Regions from separate parts of the Homo sapiens genome. Here region 1 is linked to region 2. The links are chromatin loops, found by intact Hi-C in ENCODE. Cell type or tissue: mammary epithelial cell. All regions are shown on one strand. Each heading gives the region's core, and the rest is flanking DNA. Links, peaks and the distances in the headings are about the cores only. Region 1 holds the start of LOC124905272 (small nucleolar RNA U13). Region 2 overlaps FTSJ1 (FtsJ RNA 2'-O-methyltransferase 1).

Region 1 (9,593 bases), core at 4,783-7,282, 400 kb after region 2:
CTCAAGCGATTCTCCTGCCTCAGCCCCCTGAGTAGCTGGAATTACAGGCGCCTGCCACCACACCCGGCTAATTTTTGTATTTTTAGTAGAGACGGGGTTTCACCATGTTGGCCAGGCTGGTCTCAAACTCCTGAGCTCCAGTGATCCACCTGCCTCAGCCTCCCAAAATGCTGGGATTACAGGTGTGAGCCACTGTGCCCGGCCCCAACAGATGTTTTTCTGTAAGCCAACAGCATACTCTTGGGCCCATTGTAGGAAAAGGTTTGCTTCCTAGGTGGCAGCTAGTGATAGTATTGACAGAACATGACAACTAAGGATGAAAGGAAACAAACTTAGTGGGTATTTGCAAGGAAATTTATTTTCCATCTGTCAGAATACACCAGTCCATTCATTTAGAGTAGTTAGTATAGAGTCAGCTCTTGGCTTTTGTAAAGGGAAAGGGGCCATATACCAACCATGTTGCCCAAGGATGAAGTGTCAGCAGCCGTGGTCAAAGTAATTTGATTGAGAGTACACCATATTAGAGAGCTCACCACCATGCCATGGGGTATATATGCTTCCCCTGACCATTTATAATGAGTGATCGGGGACCAGTATTCAATAAGATCAATGCGAACCACTCTAACTGTTGAGGATATTCCCCCATCTCTGGCAGGAAATAGCCGATCCAGCCTGGGTGTATTTGCCATTCTGAGCCCCAGTGCAGTGTCCCCTCCTCTGGTAGAATGTCTGTCACTGTCTTCATGCAGAAAATATGGTGGGTGTCAACTAGGTCTGAAAGTAAAGCAGTCCTCTCAGTTACCCGTATGTGAAAAATAGTAGGCTTGGGGAATGGTGGTCCCAACCTATCACATGGGGCAGGCACCTCATCCCTTTGGCTGAAGTTAAAGAAATAAGGGCTTCAGATCACACATTCATCCACCTTTGCAAGGTAGGTTTCTCCAGGAAAGTTTGAATTTGTGCTTCTTTTTTTAAAAAAAACTTTTATTTTAGGTTCAGGGGTACATGTGCAGGTTCCTTATATAGGTAAATTGCATGTCACAGGGGTTTGGCGTACAGATTATTTCATCACCCAGGCAATAAGCTTAGTATCCTATAGGTAGTGTTTCGATCCTCCCTCCCTCCACTCTCAAGTAGGCCCTGGTGTCTCTTGTTCCCTTCTTTGTGTCCATGTGTACTCAATGTTTTGCTCCCATTTACAAGTGAGAACGTGCAGTATTTGGTTTTTTGTTCCTGTGTTAGTTCGCTTATAATACTGTTTCCCCTAACCATTTATAGCGGGTGATCATGGGTCCAGTATTCAATAGGAGCAATGGGAACCACTCTAACTGTTGAGGATATTCCCCCATCTATGGCAAGAAATAGCCTATCCAGCCTGGGGGTATTTGCCATTCTAAGCCCCAGTGCAGTGTCCTCTCCCCTGACAGTATATCTGTCAGTGTTGTTATGCACAAAATATGCTGGTTGTCAATCAGGTCTGGGAGCAAAGCGGTCTTCTCAGTTACCCATATGCAAATAGTGGTAGGCTTGGGGTACGGTGGTCCCAACAAGTCATATGGAGCAAGCATCCTGCTTTGGCTGAAGTTAAATACATAAGCCCTGCAGATCACACATTCATCCACTCTAGCAAGGTAGGTGATAGGTGATATGGTTTGGATCTGTATCTCCACCAAATCTCATGTCAAATTGTAATCCCCAATGTTGGAGGTGGGGCCTGGTGGGAGGTGATTGGATCAAGGGGGTGGATTACTCATGAATGGTTTAGCACCACCCCCTTCGTACTATCCTCACAATAGTGCGTGAGTTCTTGTGAGATCAGGTTGTTTAAAAGTGTGTAGCACTTCCTCTCTGACTCTCTTTTGCTCCTGCTCCTGCCATGTGAGATGCTTGTTCCCCCTTTGCCTTCCACCATGATCAGAAGCTTTCAGAGGCCTCTCCCAAAGCAGAAGCTGCTGTGCTTCCTGCATAGCCTGTATAACGGTGAGCCAATTAATCCTCTTTTCCAGTTACCCAGTCTCAGGTATTTCTTTGTAGCAATGTGAGAACGGATTAATACTGTAGGTTTCCCTAGGAAACTTTTTTTTTTTTGAGACAGAGTCTCGCTCTGTTGCCCAGGCTGGAGTGCAGTGGTATGCTCTTGGCTCACTGCAACCTCTGCCTCCCAGGTTCAAATAATTCTCTTGCCTCAGCCTCCAGAGTAGCTGGGATTACAGGTGTGTGCTACCACGGCCAGCTAATTTTTGTATTTTTTTTTTTTTAAATAGAGATGGGGTTTCGCCATGTTGGCCAGGCTAGTCTCGAACTCCTGACCTCAATCGATCCTCCCACCTCAGCCTCCCAAAGTGCTGGGATTACAAGTGTGAGCCACCATGCTCAGCCTCCCCAGGAAACTGAATTTGTGCTTTCAGAAGACCAGTTTTCTTTTTAGTGAACCCTGCTGTTTGGAGGTTACATGGGAGATGAAAATGCCATGATCTGTTGTGTTCCGTGGCCCAGTCCTGCACATCATGTCCAGCAAAATGGGTCTTTTGGTTACTGTCAATGTGTCAAAGATATCCATACATAGTACTGAGAGCCTCTAAACCTTTAATAGTACTGGCTTGATTAGCTCACTTACAAGGACAAACTTACAGCAGTTCAGTAGCAGTATCTACACAGGCCAATACATACTTTTTGTCTTGACTTACAAAAAGAAGCCCTATATAATTCATTTGCTGATCTGTTATAGGGTAGACAGCCCTATGAGTGTGTCCTGCATGGTATGGTATATAGTGTGGATGGAATCAAGAATGTGGTATACATTTGTATTAGTCCGTTTCTACACTGCTATAAAGAACTACCTAAGACTGCGTAACGTGTAAAGGAAAGAAGCTTAATTGACTCACAGCTCCATGTGGCTGGGGAGGCCTCAGCAAACTTACAATCATGGCAGAAGGCAAAGGGGAAGCAAGGACCTTCTTCACATGGTGGCAGGAGAGAAAGAGAGCAAGGAGGGAACTGCCAAACACCTTTAAACCATCAGATCTCATGAGAACTCACTCACTATCATGAGAACAGCATAGGGGAACCGCCCCCATGATCCAGCCACCTCCCCTGACATGTGTGAATTACAATTCAACATGAGATTTGGGTGCAGACACAGAGCCAAACCATATCAACATTTTTAACAGCTATTGGGAGGTCAGTATATTTTAAGGGCAATCCTGCCTTCTTGGCTATCTCCAAGCCTACTCTTGCACTTCTATGACTACTACTTTTGTTATGTACACAGGTCTCTATTTATTGGCCTGGGACAGAGCACAATGCTTCTAATTGTTCTTAGGGTGTCAGCTTCTATACTTCCTGGAACTGAGTCCTATTGTGTACCACTACATGAAATACCAACTATTTCATCAGCTGCAAGGTGTTGCAGCTTCTCTATGTGTCTTGCCACATGTTCATGCCTTATATGGGTTTGTGCATAAACACCCATTTTTCTTGTTGCCACTGGGCTAGCCACATAATTAGGCCTTTGAATGTAGCCCAGCTATCAGCACAAAGAGCCAGGGGCCAGGGCTTATGTGTGATTATTAACCAAGCAGCTTGCAACTCAGCCCACTGTCTACTGTGATGGGTACTTATATCAAGCCAGATTGTATCAGTTTGTGGTCATATAGCAACAGCGGTCCAAGTACAGGGGTTTCCCTTGCTGGAGCCATCTGTATACCAAGCATGATCAGGGATGCATAACACTCCTTTGCTTATCGAGTCACACACTGGGGTAGGAAGGGGCAAAGGGATGTCCTTTGGTTGCTCACATATAACAAGGCCTAACACAGCATGCAATTCTCGGCTTAAGGGATTGGTTACCAGGACACTTCATTGTTGCAAACAGGCATGCCATTTATTCAAGATAGGTGTTTGGGATTTAAACGGAGGTGGGTGATTTAAATAATCCTTCTATACATCCCTTGATTGGTAGACCAGTTCTCACAGTCATGGGAAGGGTCTTTGCTAATTATTCCACCTTCTGTAAAGCATACACTGCTAGCACTTGTTCAATGGGAGAGTACTGATAGGGACAGGAGGCAGATAAATTCTAGGCAGAAGAAGTGGAGTCCCTGACGAGGGCCCCACCTTCAAGCTTGGAACCGCAGCCCAAAGTGAGAACTTCACATCCCCGTTTTCCTGATCGAATGTTGCCTTTTCCAAAACCACCCCTGGCCCGCCATGCTCTCCATCCTGTACATATAAAAACCCCAGGCTCCACTGGCAGAGAGCAGAGAAGGGGAGAAGAAAAGAAGCAGCTGAACATTGGAGAGGTGCAGTTTGACTTCAGAGGGATGGCTTGATGGCAGAACTTTGGAGAACAGTCTGGCTGAAGATGGCCAGACTTCAGGGGAAGAATACTCTCCTGCTCCTTCCTCTTTCCAGCTCCCTTTCCTGCTGAGAGCCACTTCCATCGGCAATAAAATCCCCTGCATTTGTTATCCTTCAATTCGTTCGTGCAATCTGATTTTTCCTGGATGCTGGACAAGAGCTCGGAATACAAAAAGGCTGTCACACTGACCCTTTGCCCTCACGAAAAGGCAGAAGGTTCACTGAGCTGTTAAACACTTACTTAAGCCATCCTCGGGCAGTAAAGCTAAAAGAGCTCACTGTAATGCATGCCCTGGGGTTTTGGGGGCCCACGGGAGTTTTATCCTCCTTAGATGCTGCCTTGGGGCACGCACAGAGTTTTGCTCCTGCCAGCACCCTAAAGCACTTTCCCTGGCTCTTACACGAGCTCACCTGCATGCTTCCCATCCCACAAGGGGTTGAGAGCTGTGGGCTGAGTAAGCAAGGCACCCCTGTCATGAGGCCTGTGAAGGGGTCAGGGAAAATTTCCTTTCAGTATCTGGCTTCGCTCCTTTCCGTAATTGTGACCAAAATCTTAAAGGGATTGATTTACCATACCGTGGTTGCCATAAGGCCCAACTCCTGCCCACAGGAGTAGCAGTAACATCCAAAGTCATCTCTACTCCCTCTAAAGGGGTGCCTGAGGCTTGCACCTGCTATACTAGCACTTTAGCCTGTTCAAAGCTCCCTGCTGTGACGTGTCTCAGTCTCAATGTTTCCTTTCTCTAATAAGTCCATATAGTGGCCTCAAACATTGGGCTAAGGGTGGGACAAATGCTCTCTAATATCCTAAAAGACCCACAGATGTTTGGATTTCTCTTTTGTTTTCAGAGTTGGATATTACTGGATTTTGTCCATTAATGTACCCAATATAAAAGGAATCTTACTCCACCATGTAACCCCTAAAACTTCACTGCAGGCCCTGGGCCCTAGATCTTCTGAAGGGTTGATTTCCCACCCTTGTTCCAGAAGATGATTGCACAATGCCCTCAGACTTTCATAATACACATGAACATCTCAGAGGTTAACGCCATATTATAAATATAAGAAGACTAAAAAAGAGAAGTCAGGAGTGAGAGCAAAGACAAGTCTCTAGCTATCATTGGGTGACGAATTGTAGGAGTGTGAAATAGCCCTAGGGCAGCACTTGAAAGGTCCACTGGAAACCTTGCCAGGTAAAAGCAATTGGTTTTGTGATTATTTGGACAGTAGAATGCAGAAAAAGGTATTAGCCAAACCTAAGACAGCATGATGTGTACCCAGGACAGACACGATGTGGTTGACTACCTGAGTAATTTAAGAAACTGCAGCTTGTATGGCCAGGGTTACCTTGTTCAATTTCTGGTAACCCGCAGTCATCAGCCAGGCCTGGTCAGGTTTGCATGCAGGCCAGATGGAACTGATAATCTTGCTTTGAGTTGGCCGGATAATATGTACCTTTTAAGTTCCTCAATAGCTGCACTTATTACAGTATGCCCCTCAGGCAATTTGTATTGTTTAACGTTGACAACCTACCTGGGGCTAGAGAATTGTACGGGTTTCCATTTTGACCTCTCCTGAGAATACCTGTACTATACCCACCTTTAATCTGAATTCTTCCACTGAAGTTTACAGTCTTTCCTAACAGAATATCCATGCCTAAAATATTTTATGGAATAGAGGAAATAAGCACCATATATGGGGCAGAGGACACTTTCCCCAAACCGAGATGTATTAAAGTCCTTTTTACCGGGATCATTTGTCCCCCATAACCCTCAATGGCAGACCATTGACCAAAGGGTCTTTCTGAATGTGTCCATGGATTAAAGTACATTCTGTCCCTAGTAAGGCAATAGTCTTAATTCTCAGGACCAGTAAGTGATGAGCTCAATATGGGGCCTCTGGTCGCCCTCTATTGTTCAAACATGGGATTAACCTCGGCCCTAGTAATTTCGGAGCCCGGATGGGATCCACCCTGATAGGCTGGGGCATTACAAGAAGGGGTCTAGTCTTCCTCTTCTGCAGGAGGGGCAGAAAGGAAGCAACGAAATTGCTGTTTAGGCGGTAGTTCCCTCTATGTGACTGCTAATACAGCGTTAGGTTGTTTGTCTATTTTTTATTGGGGTGTTTCTGCTCCCAATAAATCATGCCACATTTACTTACATGTGCCTCTTATCTATCCCTTTCCCTTTTTTTCCTCCTTCTTTCTGTGGGATTTTCTTTTTCCCTTTTGCTAACCCTCGTCAGGTTCCCAAGCTTACCCTGTCCCTGGTTTGCTCAGTTTTTTCCAAATTTGCAATGCCTTGTCCCACATCATATACATCTTGTTCCACTCCAGGCCTCAACAAAGACAGAAAAGGGCCCTGCCATTCTCTTCATGCATGCTGTAGCAATTTATTTTTCACCCTGGCAGTAAAAACTGCTATATCAGTTCCTGTGAAAACCCAGGTATAGATGGCTTGCCTCATTCCTAATTCCCAGAGAAGCCCCAGGGCCTCTTTGATTGACCACCAGCAGGTTGTCCCTCCTGGTAAATCTTTCTCATTAGGCCAAGCCTCTCTCATAGCTAGAATAATCCATTCCATAAGGCTATTCTTCCTGGGTTATGAAGGTATTGCTGCAGGACCAGGTGGGTGATGATATTAATCATTTTTCTCTGCTTGATTCCCAGCTAAAGAAAAACCCTGTGTCCCACAATTGGACCATCTAAGAGGTCAGTGGTTCCTTAGGTGGTTGTTTAAACGTCTTTGCAATCTTTAGGAGTTCTGTAGCAGTGAGATAGTGATAGTGAGAGTGATATACACTGATTGTGAGATTCTCCTGGATCAGCCAACTCCAATTTTGCTGGAGTTGTTCAGCTTTCACTTTCCTGTGCACGAGGGGCGAGCTTGCCAAAGATCTTCATTCCCCTCTTCAGCTATGACTTCTATGTCATCGAAATATTCCTCTCCACAACATTCCCAGGGTTTCCAAATTTTCACATCCCAATCGGGCTTAGTTATGACAGCTTTAATTTCTGGTCATTTCCATTTCATTCCCCCTAGGCGGACCAATCTATCTACATGCTAAGGTTTCAATTTTTGTTCTCTTGGTCGTCAATTTTCTTCATTATGTTGGATGCAAGGAGAAAAGTCAAAAGTCACGTGTCTTTTTCTTGTTGCAATTCCTTCCCTAGCCATTTAATTTTCATCTCTGCTGCTAGCTGGGCCTCCAATGCCAAATGAACAGCCCAGAGAAGTGGCCAGCCCACTGGATAGGTTATCCACCACCCTTCCCTATCGCAGTGCACTATATGGCTTTCAGTTAATAACTCCTTTTGAGTTTTCGGGATGTCCCATTACTCATGCGGAGGTCCACAAGCATCTAACAGAGGTGTCACACCACCCCACATAGATGTTGCTGGCCACCCTGGAGTTTCACGCACAGATGCTTCATTCCCCTTACCCATTTCTTTTTTTTTTTTTCATATCAGATGAATAATGTGCTGATGTCATAACAAGGTTTGAGAAAGGCACATCTCACATAAGCACATGAACACCCAATCATCATGCTTAGGAACTACAAAAGGATCAATTTCTTAGTTCTTCAGCTCCTGCCTGGCTCAGCAAATGTTCCACAGTAGCTGGTATACGCAAACCCACCCCTAAAGGCCAAGGGAACTGAAAGGCAGAAGAATAAGGCTGACAAACCCAGTTCTCAGAAAGGAATATTTAATAGGGACTTAGGAATGCAGGCCATCTCAGGGAGCTCTAAGAGGGTGGAACCCCGCACCCGCCCATCAGAAAGTATTCTTTCTATAGCATGCTTTTAGAGTAAAGACACGTCCAGCCAGTCTGGTCTTAGACTTGCTTGCCAAAACTCTGGAAAACTGGGGAGGCCGGGCACAGTGGCTCACACCTGTAATCCCAACACTGGGAGGCCGAGGCGAGCAAATCACTTGAGGTCAAGAGTTTGAGACCAGCCTGGCCAACATGGTGAAACCCTGTCTCTACTAAAAATGTAAAAATTAGCCAGGTGTGGGTGGCAGGCACCTGTAATCCCAGCTACTCTGGAGGCTGAGGCAGGAGAATTGCTTGAACCCGAGAGGCAGAGGTTGCAGTGAGCCAGGATCGCACCACTGCACTCCAGCCTGGGTGACAGAGCGAGACTCTGGAAGAGAAAGAAAGAGAGAAAGAAAGAAAGAAAGAAAGAAAGAAAGAAAGAAAGAAAGAAAGAAAGAAAGAAAGAAAGAAAGAAAGAAAGGAAGGAAGGAAGGAAGGAAGGAAGGAAGGAAGGAAGGAAGGAAGGAAGGAAGGAGAAAGAAAGAAAGAAAGAGAGAGAAAGAGAGAAAGAGAGAGAGAAAGGAAAGAAAAGAAAAAAAAGAAAAGAAAAGAGAAAGAAAACTGGGCAGGTTAAATAAGCTTATTATTAAGGTTATCTATACTGCAGGAACTGTTTAAAAACCTTGCTGCAGAACACTTCGGTATGCAGGAGTCAAACGTTGATCATGATGGTGGATTTGCTTCAAGATAGCACCGTTTTTGCCATAAACTGGCTGTTTTCTTGCAGGTATATGGAACACACTTTAACTTTTTAAACCCTAAATTAAATAAAATAGTGAAACTCCTCAATTTCTGGGTGATCCCACAACCATGCGCTCAGGTGAATTCCCCCACCCTCTTCAATACATTACACCCAGGAAATCTAAGAAGCACGGTCAGGCCTTTGGATACATTTACTGCAGAAGGGAACCGGAGCATGGAATCATGGGAATCCACCTCCCAAGGCCCAACACTTTCATCCTGAGCTTGCGCATGAAACAATAATGAACGAGATTTTTACCTAAAGGGGATGGGTAGGAACATGGTGGAAAGGAGGGGATGGGAAGTAGGGATGAGCAGGGAGGAACACTTTTATTCTTTTGGTATAGTTTTGCCTCTTTTAAAAGCATAGTAGTGTTTCACATATTGCAAAAATAGATATAGAAAAGTGAGGAAGTAGGTGAAAAAATAAATACATTAAAATAAACTAGGCTTGGGGGGACCCAAAATGGAACATAAATAGAAACAAAGGAACCTAAGTATATTACAAATGAATAACATAACCACGCTAACGGGCATGAGGAAGAAAATAGCTAATCTGAGTAACTTTGGGAAACAGTTATTTTGACTGGATACTATAAGACAAAAATCAAAAATGACTGTATGCAAATATTGTACTTTTTTATTTTTATTTTTTAAATAGTGATGGGGTTTCCC
Region 2 (9,593 bases), core at 4,729-7,228:
GTTGAAGTGGGGGCACAAGAAGGTCTTGACTCCGCACCTGGGAGCTTTTTGGGGTGAAGCTGATCAGGACTGGGGTGCCATGACTGGAAGGGGAGATTTGTGTCCATGTACCCCTAGGGGCCCATGCATGGGAATGCTCATGTTTTCAGCTGTGCCAATGGGCTTGGATCTTGGTGTCTGTGCAAGTATACCCTTGGGGGACCACTCTACATCTGGGCCAGCTTGGAATTCAGGAGCAGCAACATCCTTCTCCAGCTGGGGTCAGGAGGAAGGTTGTGGGTTCCTGTGCCTCCCCTGCTATGGTCGGGTGGGTTGGTGGGGGACCAGGGTTCGTGATGGACGTGCCCCCTCCTAGCCCAGGGTTTCAACCCCACCAGGCTTCCCCCATGCTGACTGGCCTGTGGCCATGGCTCCCCCAGCCCATTTCCAAGCTTTGCCTCTGGGGCAGGGTGTAAAGACTCTGAAGTGGCAGAGGAGCAGGAGGGTGGCCCAATCTTGGGGAGCAGCCAGCTGCCTGCCCACTGTCCATGGGCTCCTCTCTCAGGCTAAATGCTTCCCGGGGCCTGGGCTGCAGACAGGCAGGCCATGTGACAATGGAGAAGACCGAGGCCCAGAAAGGGGAGGCAGCTTACCCTGGGCCCCAGGGGCCCGTGGAATCCTGGACAGTTCTTTCTTTTTTTTTTTGAGACAGAGTTTCACTCTTGTTGCCCAGGCTGGAGTGTAATAGCGTGATCTCGGCTCAATGCAGTCTCCTCCTCCCGGGTTCAAGCAATTCTTCTGCCTCAGCCTCCCAAGTAGCTGGGATTACAGACATGTGCCACTGCGCCTGCCTAATTTTGTATTTTTAGTAGGGACGGGGGTCTCTCCATGTTGGTCAGGCTGGTCTTGAACTCCCAACCTCAGGTGATCCGCCTGCCTCGGCCTCCCAAAGTGCTGGGATTACAGGCGTGAGCCACTGCGCCCAGCCTGGACAGCTCTTTAAGCCTAAACTGCCTGTTACAGGGACAGAGAGAACTACCCCCGCCCCCAGCTCCAAACTCTGGTTCATCTCTGGGCTCCTCCCAGGCCTGGGTACTTGGTCTTCTACAAATGATAAAAGAGCTGGATGCAGCTTCCTGGCTGAGCAAACACTGTTTTCCCACTCCCAGACATTAGTCTTCTGAGTGTCCCTTGTCGTCTGTCCCCCTACCCCATCCCTGCAGTCCAACTCCTCTCCATTGCTGTGGGCCCTGTCACTGCCTCTTCCTACCCCTCCCCTCTAGGAAGCCTGCCCCGAGCCTCCAGGCCCAAGTGTTTTCTCCCTAACCCTAACCCTAAGCCTTGCTCCCAGGGACTTCCTGACCCTTCTGCTTCCTATCATGGTGACTCACAAGCATTGCTCATCTTCCCAGCCCTCCGGAGCCTGGCCACATTGTCTCTGGGGGCTGAAAGAAGGAAGCTCTAGCTTTCTCTCAGATAACAAGGTTTGAGACAAGTAAAATGGCCCCAAATTTCACTCCCTTAGCTCTGCTGAAACCTGGATTCATGGAGGTAGCGCATCCCTTGATTTTCTTTATGATCCCCAGCCAGGTGTAGGTAGAGGTAAATCTGCACACAGATCCCTCCATGGTGCTACATATGCATGCATGAATGCCATCTGTGGTCCCCCAAGGGTACACATACACAGACACCAAGATCCAAGGCCATTGGCACCGCTGAACACGTGAGCATACTCATGCATGGGTTCCTAGGGATACATGTACACACATGCCCAGACCCAGGTCCTTGGACACACTTGAAGCCATGCGCACACACATGCATGGACCTCCAGAGTTACACATGCACACATACACACATGCACATGCACACACACACGCGCACACACACACACACACACACACACACACGGGCACCCTGAGGTACCTGTACACAGACACCGAGGCCTGGGTCCATGGGCACACCTGATCACATCCACACACCCATGCACGTTCACACAGGTTATATGTTCACAAATACCCAGACTGAGGCCCACGGACAAATATGCACCTGCAGTACACACTCACACCTTTATGGGCATCCAGGGGGTATATGTACACAGACAGCCAGACCTGAGCCCATAGGCACACTTGCACTTTTGCACACACACATGCATGGTGCCCAGAGGTACATGTGTACAGACACCACAATCTAGGTTCCTGGGCACTTGTGCATCTGTGCACACACACACGTGGGAAATCCCTGCAGCCATGCATACAGCATGCCCACGTACATGTGCACAGACATCTACGCCCAGGCCCTTGTGTACCTGTTCACTCACACTTGCACGGGGCGGGGGGGGCGGTGCCCAGGGGTATACATGCATAGATACTAGACTTACCAGCTTGGGCCAATGTGCTCCCCTTCACTTACGCACTCACACACAGCCATGCATGTGCACGCTGGCATACACATGTATATACACAGACACAAACACTCAGGCTAGCACCCACGGACATAGGGCTTTGCACATAGAATCTCATATATAAGTACACCCTCACACATATGCACAGTTGCTTTTCACAAACACCCCTGTCAGGGAACAGGTCCCCATGTGCCTGCTACACCCTAGCATCTCCATGAGAATTCACACTTGAACTTCTGTTGCCCATATGCACTTATAACCATACCTGCATTCAAAACAGCAAAGCATGAATGCACACACATGTGCCATGTATGCATGCATGCACAAAAGGACTAATGTGCACACACATGGGCATAAGCACACCACGCACTCCTGCATAACTTCACACGTACTGGTACGCACACACCTATGTGCGGGCATGCATACCAATTATCCCGAGGCTCTTCTCCACCAACCCTGCATAACTGGTGATGGCTCCCAGCTCTGGCATCGGGCAGAACTTTCTTGTGAGGTACGGGCTGTGACTCATAATTCACTCCAGCTTTCCTCAGCTCCTGTGTCATCTAGAGAGACTCAGAACACTTGCCCCTTCCCTTGGGCTGCCACCAAGCCTGAGATGACACCACACCTATTCTCCCGAACCAAGGCATCGAGCAACCTGGCATGAACCAGGTGTGGGTGGAGTGTTAGAGGAAGCCTTGGGGCAGTTCTGAAAGCTCCCCAAGCAATTATTAGTCATTTTGTTATGTGGCAGAGGATATTCCATGGACACCGCCCCCAGAACCTGCAGGAGTGCCACGGATTTCATTCCAGGCTTGCCCTGGGCCCCTCCTGCTGCTCCAGAGCCCCCTTCAGCTAGACGAGGAGGATGTGCTGAATTTTCCTTCCTTCACTTGAGCACTGGCTCCCCTCATACCTGGCCAACACGAGTCTCTTGAAATCAGCCTTGAAACTGAGAGCCAATTAGCTGCTCAGACTGCCTTAACAAAATACCTCAGACTGGGTGGCTTAAACCACAGACGTTTATTTTCTCACAGTTCTGGAGGCTGGAAGTTCAAGATCAAGGTGCCGGTAGGGTTGGTTTCTGGTGAGGCTTCTCTTTCTGGCTCGTAGACAGCCACCTTCTTTCTCTGTCCTCATGTGGCTTTTCCTTTGTGCGCCCACAGGGAGAGAGGGAGGGAGCTCAGGCATCTCTTCCCTCTCTAATGAGGACACCGGTTCTATCAGATTAGGACCCTGCCCTTATGGCCTCATTTAATCTTAATTACCCCCATCTCCAAATACAGTCACATTGAGGATTAAAGCTTCAACAAAGGAATTTGCTGAATTCACAATTCAGTTCACAGCAGACAACAAAGGGAGCACTACCTTGAGCAGTTGAGGGAGGCCCCGGCTCCCTCCTTTTCCTCAGGTGCATTCCTGAGATGTGTTTGTGCAGGAAGGAGAGGGGTAAGGACAGGCATGAGCACAGCCTCTCTTGCAGAAATAGAAATCTTTATTGCTTGCAAAGTACTGCACTTTTTTTGTTTTGTTTTGTTTTTTGTTTTTTCTTCAAAACAGGGTCTTGCTCTGTTGTCCAGGCTGGAGGGCAGCAGCATGATCTCAGCTCACTGCCGCCTCAATCTCCCAGGCTAAAACGATCCTCCCACCTCAGCCTCCCAAAGTGCTGGGATTACAGGCATGAGCCACCATGCCTGGCCAGTACTGCACATTTTCCAAAAGTTATAACTTAAATGTAAAGAGTTATAATTTACATACGATAAAGTTCACCCTTTTGGCATACAGTTCTCTGAGTTTTGACAAACAATAACAGTTGAGTAGCCGCCACCACAGCAGCCAGAGGGATCCTGTTGCAACCCAAGTCAGCCCGGGGCCCTCCTCTGCTCGGAGCCCTGCCATGGCTCTCATCTCTCTCAGAGAAAAAGCCAAAGTCCTCTCCGTGGCCCACGAGGCCCTCCGGGCCCTCCTTGACCTCACCGCCCGCCACTGGCTCCTTGTTCACTCTGCTCCTGCCCCACTGGCCTGTTCTTCAAATGTGCCAGGCACCTCAGGGCCATTGCCTCAGGGCCCTTGCCTTTCTTTCTTTTTTTTGAGACAGAGTCTTGGCCTATCACCCAGGCTGGAGTGCAGTGGCACAACCTCAGCTCACTGCAACCTCCGCCTCCCAGGTTCAAGTGATTCTCCTGCCTCAGCCTCCCAAGTAGCTGGGATTACAGGTATGTGCCACCACGCCTGGCTAATTTTTGTATTTTTAGTAGAGACGGGGTTTCACCATGTTGCCCAGGCTGGTCTCAAACCCCTGACCTCAGGTGATCCACCCACCTTGGCCTCCCAAAGTGTTGGGATTACAGGTGTGAGCCACCACATCCGGCCCTTCGCCTTTCCCTGGATCACTCTTCCTCTAGATACACCCTCCCAGCTCACACTGACAGGGAAGAGTGCACTCCCAGGTTTACACTGACTGCTATAGGGACCTTCCCAGGGTCACACAGCCTGGGGTGTGGATCCTCTTGGAATCACACAGGTGAGGGTGTAGACACTCATGATGTTACTAGATTTTGGAGTAAGAAATCCTGAGGTCATGCTGATTGTGGTGTAGCCACTTCTGGGGTCACACAGAGTAGGGTGTGGCCACTGCTGAAGCATCACAGACCGGGATGTGTTCTCTTAGGGTCATACAGATTGGTGTGTGGGCAACACTGGAGTCACGCAGACTGGAGTGACTTGGATCACCGAGTTTGGGGTGTGGACACTTAGGGTCACACAGTCTGGAAAAAGGACATGGCTAAGGATACATAAACTGGGAAGTCAGCACCACTGTGGTCAAGTGACTGTGATGTGGACACTCCTGGATTCCCATAGGTTCGTCTGGGGACACTCCTGTGGTTACACGACTTGTGAAGTAGACTCTGCTGGGGTCACACAGACCCAGCTGTGGATATGCTTCGTCTGTGTGACTGGGGGGTGAATGTCCCCTGAGTGACAAAGATTGGCGAAGGGACACCCTTGGGCTCCCAAGACTTGGTGTAGATCCTTCTAGACTCCCACTGACTGGGGGGAGGGACACTCCTGGAGTCACACAGACTTTGTTGTGGACACTGTTGGTGTCATACCCACTGGAGTATAGACACCTCTCAGGACATGCAGATAGGTGTGGACACTCCTGTGGTCACACAATTTGGTGTGAACATTCCTCTGGTCACACTGACTGGGGAATTGACTCCTGTGTGTTTACAGACACTGGGGTGTGAAGACTCCTATGGTCACACAGACAGGGCTGTGCCCTCCCCTGGGTCACCCAGACTGGAATGTGGACCCACCAGTAGTCACTGGCACTGGAGTTTTACACTCCTGTGGTCACAATGACAGGGGAGTCGATAGTCTTCTGGTCGTACAGATGGGGGAGTGCACCTGCCTGAGGCCGTCAAGATGGGTATAGACACACTAATAGCCAGAGACTATGGGGTTTGGACAACACCAGGGTCACATATGCTGGGAACTGGACATTACTTGTGTCATAAAAACTTGGGTGGGGACACTCCTGAGGTGGCTGGACTGGGGCAAAACCACTCCCAGGACACCACAGACTGAGCTGTGGACTCCTCTGTGGTCACCGTTTGAGCTACACATTTATGGCACCACTAAGATGGCTATGGAAACTCCAAGCCATTGCCACTGCTGGACTCACAGAACCTGGCGTGAGGACACTCCTGAGGTCTCACAGGCTGTCGTGTGAACGCTGCTGAATTTGCACTGTAATGGGTGTGGCTACGCCTGTGGTCACACGGCCTTTTGTGTGGACACTTCCGCCATACATTCTTGGGCTGTGCATATTCACAGATTGGGGTGTGGGCATTCCTGTGGTCACACTGACTTCGGTGAGAAGACTCCTGGGTTAAGTCACCATGGTGTGGACACTCCTAGACTGACACAAACTGGGGTCTGGACATTCCTGGAGTCACACAGACTGGGGTGTGGTTATTTTCGTGGTCAGAGACCGGAGTGTAGACATGCCTATGAACACACGCTCCAGAATTTAAACACCATTTCTGACTGGAGATTGGACAATGGTTTTCCCAGACTTGAGTGTGCATACTCCTGGGGTCACACATGGTAACTGGGGTGAGTCACAGTCAGGTGTGGAAACAGCTGGGGTCGCAGACTGGTATGTGGATACTCCTGAGGTCACTGGACTGTGGCGTGGATAGTCCTTGGATCACAGAGTACGTGAATTTCTAAGGACACAGGATTAAGCTGTAGAAAACAGTTCTGTTCGTGTAGCTGGGGAGTTTCTGTCAGCTCCTGTTCATTAAGTTATAGAAATTTAGGACTGCAGTCCAGGTAGACTTTCTGACATTGCTTTTTTTTTTTGAGACAGAGTCTCACTCTGTCGTCCAGGCTGGAGTGCAGTGGCGCGACCTCGGCTCACTGTAACCTTCATCTCCCGGGTTCAGGTGATTCTCCTGCCTCAGTCTCCTGAGTAGCTGGGATTACAGGCATGTGCCACCGCACCCAGCTAATTTTTGTATTTTTGGTAGAGACGGGTTTCACTATGTTGGCCAGACTGGTCTCAAACTCCTGACCTCAAGTGATCCGCTTGCCTCAGCCTCCCAAAGTGCTGGGATTACAGGCGTGAGCCACCACGCCTGGCCCTGACGTTTCTTTAAGACAGGTTTTTAACCTAAAAAATTTGTTCTGAAGTCTGGGTGCGGTGGTTCACGCATGTAATCCCAGCACTTTGGGAGGCCGAGGTGGGTGGATCACCTGAGGTCAGGAGTTCGAGACCAGCCTGGACAAAATGGTGAAACCCCGTCTCTACTAAAAATACGAAAATTAGCCGGGTGTGGTGGCGGGTGCCTGTAATCCCAGTTACTCGGGAGGCTGAGGCAGGAGAATCGCTTGAACCCAGGAGGCAGAGGTTGCAGTGAGCCAAGATCACACCACTGCACTCCAGCCTGGGTGACAGAGCGAAATTCTGTCTCAAAATAAATAAATAAATTTGTTCTGCAGAACCCTTTGGCATCTGGTTAAATCTGTGAACCCCTTCACAGAATATTTTTAAAAGTATATACATACACATACACACACACACAATTACAATGGAAGCCAATTACATTGAATTACAATTATTACTATATATTAAATTGAAACAAAATTGAGATGCAGTAATATATGGGCTTTTTAATTAATACATCAACTTACAGGATCTGCTATCATTCCAAGAGGTGACAAATATGAACAATACTTCAAGATGCCCTTTTTATGTTACATTACAGTTGCTGTAACTGGTTTGTATTGGTGGGAAAATCCCAGGTACTGCTTTTACTACTGTGATTTGTTGCCAGCATTTATAACTTGGGAGTAAGGCTAAATTTCAGTTTCATTGCTGAAAATAAAGATGTAACATTTTCTTCCATCAAGTTCATGGTTACCCCTGGCTTCTATCCAGGTTAAGAATCCCTGCCTTTAGGGAAAATTCTGGACATAATCAGGACACTCCTGAAGAGGTTTAAAGAAGAGGTAAGACCTCACTCAAGAATTCCCACTGCAGTACAGACAGACTTTCATGGTTTCTTTCCTTGTTGTCTTCAGGGTTGTTGCAGATCCCTCCTCAGGGCTTGTTTGTCCAGGCCTCGTTGATGAGATGATATTTTGAAAACAAGTTCATCAACAAGTTCCGGTTTTCCTGACATTGAGCAGTTTCTGAGTTGTATCAGTTTGCCAGCTAACCAAAAGTCAAAGAAAGTTTTTTTGTTTTGTTTTGTTTTTTTAGAGACAGGGTCTTGCTCTGTCACCCAGGCTGGAGTGCAGTGGAGCTCCATCATAGCTCACGACAACCTTAACCTCCCAAGCTCAAGTGATCCTCCCACCTCAGCCTCCCAAGTAGCTGGGATTACAGGCAGGAATGTGCCACCACACCTAGCTAACTCTGCTGCTAACATTTTTGTGACATTTCCTCCTTTTATGGTGAACCATGACATATAGAAAATGCATAAAACCTATATATGTTCAGTTTAATGAATAACTACAAGGTGTTATTTGGTGTAATTGCAGGATGTTCACTGTCATTGTTGTACAGTTCTCCACGGTGAATGTACCACGATTTAATGGGCATATACTATAGATAGTGCTGCTAGCAACACTCTAGGACTCATTTCCTTTTTTTTGAGATGGAGTCTGACTCTGTCACCCAGGCTGGAGTGCAGTGGCACGATCTCAGCTCACTGCAACCTCCACCTCCCAGGTTCAAGTGATTCTCCTGCCTCAGCCTCCTGAGTAGCTGGGATTACAGGTGCCCGCCACCATGCCCGGTTAATTTTTGTATTTTTAGTAGAGATGGGGTTTTGCCATGTTGGTCAGGCTGGTCTTGAACTCCTGACCTCAGGTGATCCACCCACCTCGGCCTCCCAAAGTGCTGGGATTACAGGCGTTGAGCCACGGCACCCGGCCTCTAGGACTCATTTCTTAGGAGTGGAACTGGCACACATGCAGCTTTAGTAGGTAATGCCTAAGTTTCCACAGTGGCTGCACCATTTTACCTTCCCAGTAGCATGTACGAGGCTTTCAATTGCTGCATATCCTTTCAAATACTTAGTGTTGTTGATATTTTGAGTTTTCACTTGTATTTTCCTGATGAGCAGCTTTTCATGTGCTTACTGGCCACTCTCATGTTTTTCCTTATTGATTTACAGGACCCTTTAAATATTAAAAACTGTAAATCTCTTTCACACAATGATTTGCTGTTTCAATTTTTTCTTAAGGTGGCTTCTTGTGGCCAGGTGTGGTGGCTCAGGCCTGTAATCCCAGCACTTTGGGAGGCCTGAGGCAGGCAGATTTTGTGAGGTCAGGAGTTTGAGACCAGCCTGGCCAACATGGTGAAACCCCGTCTCTACTAAAAATACAAAAATTAGCCGGGTGAGGTGGGAGCACACGTCTGTAATCCCAGCTACTCAGGAGGCTGAGGCAGGAGAATCTCTTGAACCCGGGAGGCGGAGGTTGGAGTGAGCTGAGATAGTGCCACTGCACTCCACCCAGCCTGGGCGACAGAGCGAGACTCTGTTCTCAAAACAAAACAAAAAACAAAACAAAAAAGGCCAGGTGTGGTGGCTCACACCTGTAATCCCAACACTTTGGGAGGCCGAGGCAGGTGGATCACCTGAGGTCACGAGTTTGAGACCAGTCTGGTCAACATGGCAAAACCCCATCTCTACTA

What was found. Peaks named below come from ENCODE experiments on the same cell type or tissue, not always from the same donor. Only the 100,000 strongest peaks of a DNase experiment are listed, where the experiment ranks them.
Region 1: it touches region 2 in a loop (8-fold over the local background); 40 of 110 quality-filtered maps call a loop at or near these places.

What each region holds. Positions count from the first base shown.
Region 1 is chrX:48,080,100-48,089,692 of GRCh38, reverse strand. LOC124905272 (small nucleolar RNA U13) reads right to left here and starts at 7,926; the gene lies at 7,823-7,926. In mammary epithelial cell, for the core only: a CTCF peak has its summit at 6,270 (motif pointing left); no DNase peak of the experiment used is centred there.
Region 2 is chrX:48,484,248-48,493,840 of GRCh38, reverse strand. FTSJ1 (FtsJ RNA 2'-O-methyltransferase 1) reads right to left here. Exons shown (of 13, transcript NM_012280.4): 13 at 7,491-8,105. Among named protein-coding and RNA genes, the nearest start is that of FTSJ1, 13 kb to the right of the region's middle. RefSeq lists a silencer at 4,520-4,753. In mammary epithelial cell, for the core only: no CTCF peak of the experiment used is centred there; a DNase peak (open chromatin) is centred at 6,210; H3K27ac peaks cover 2,391 bases.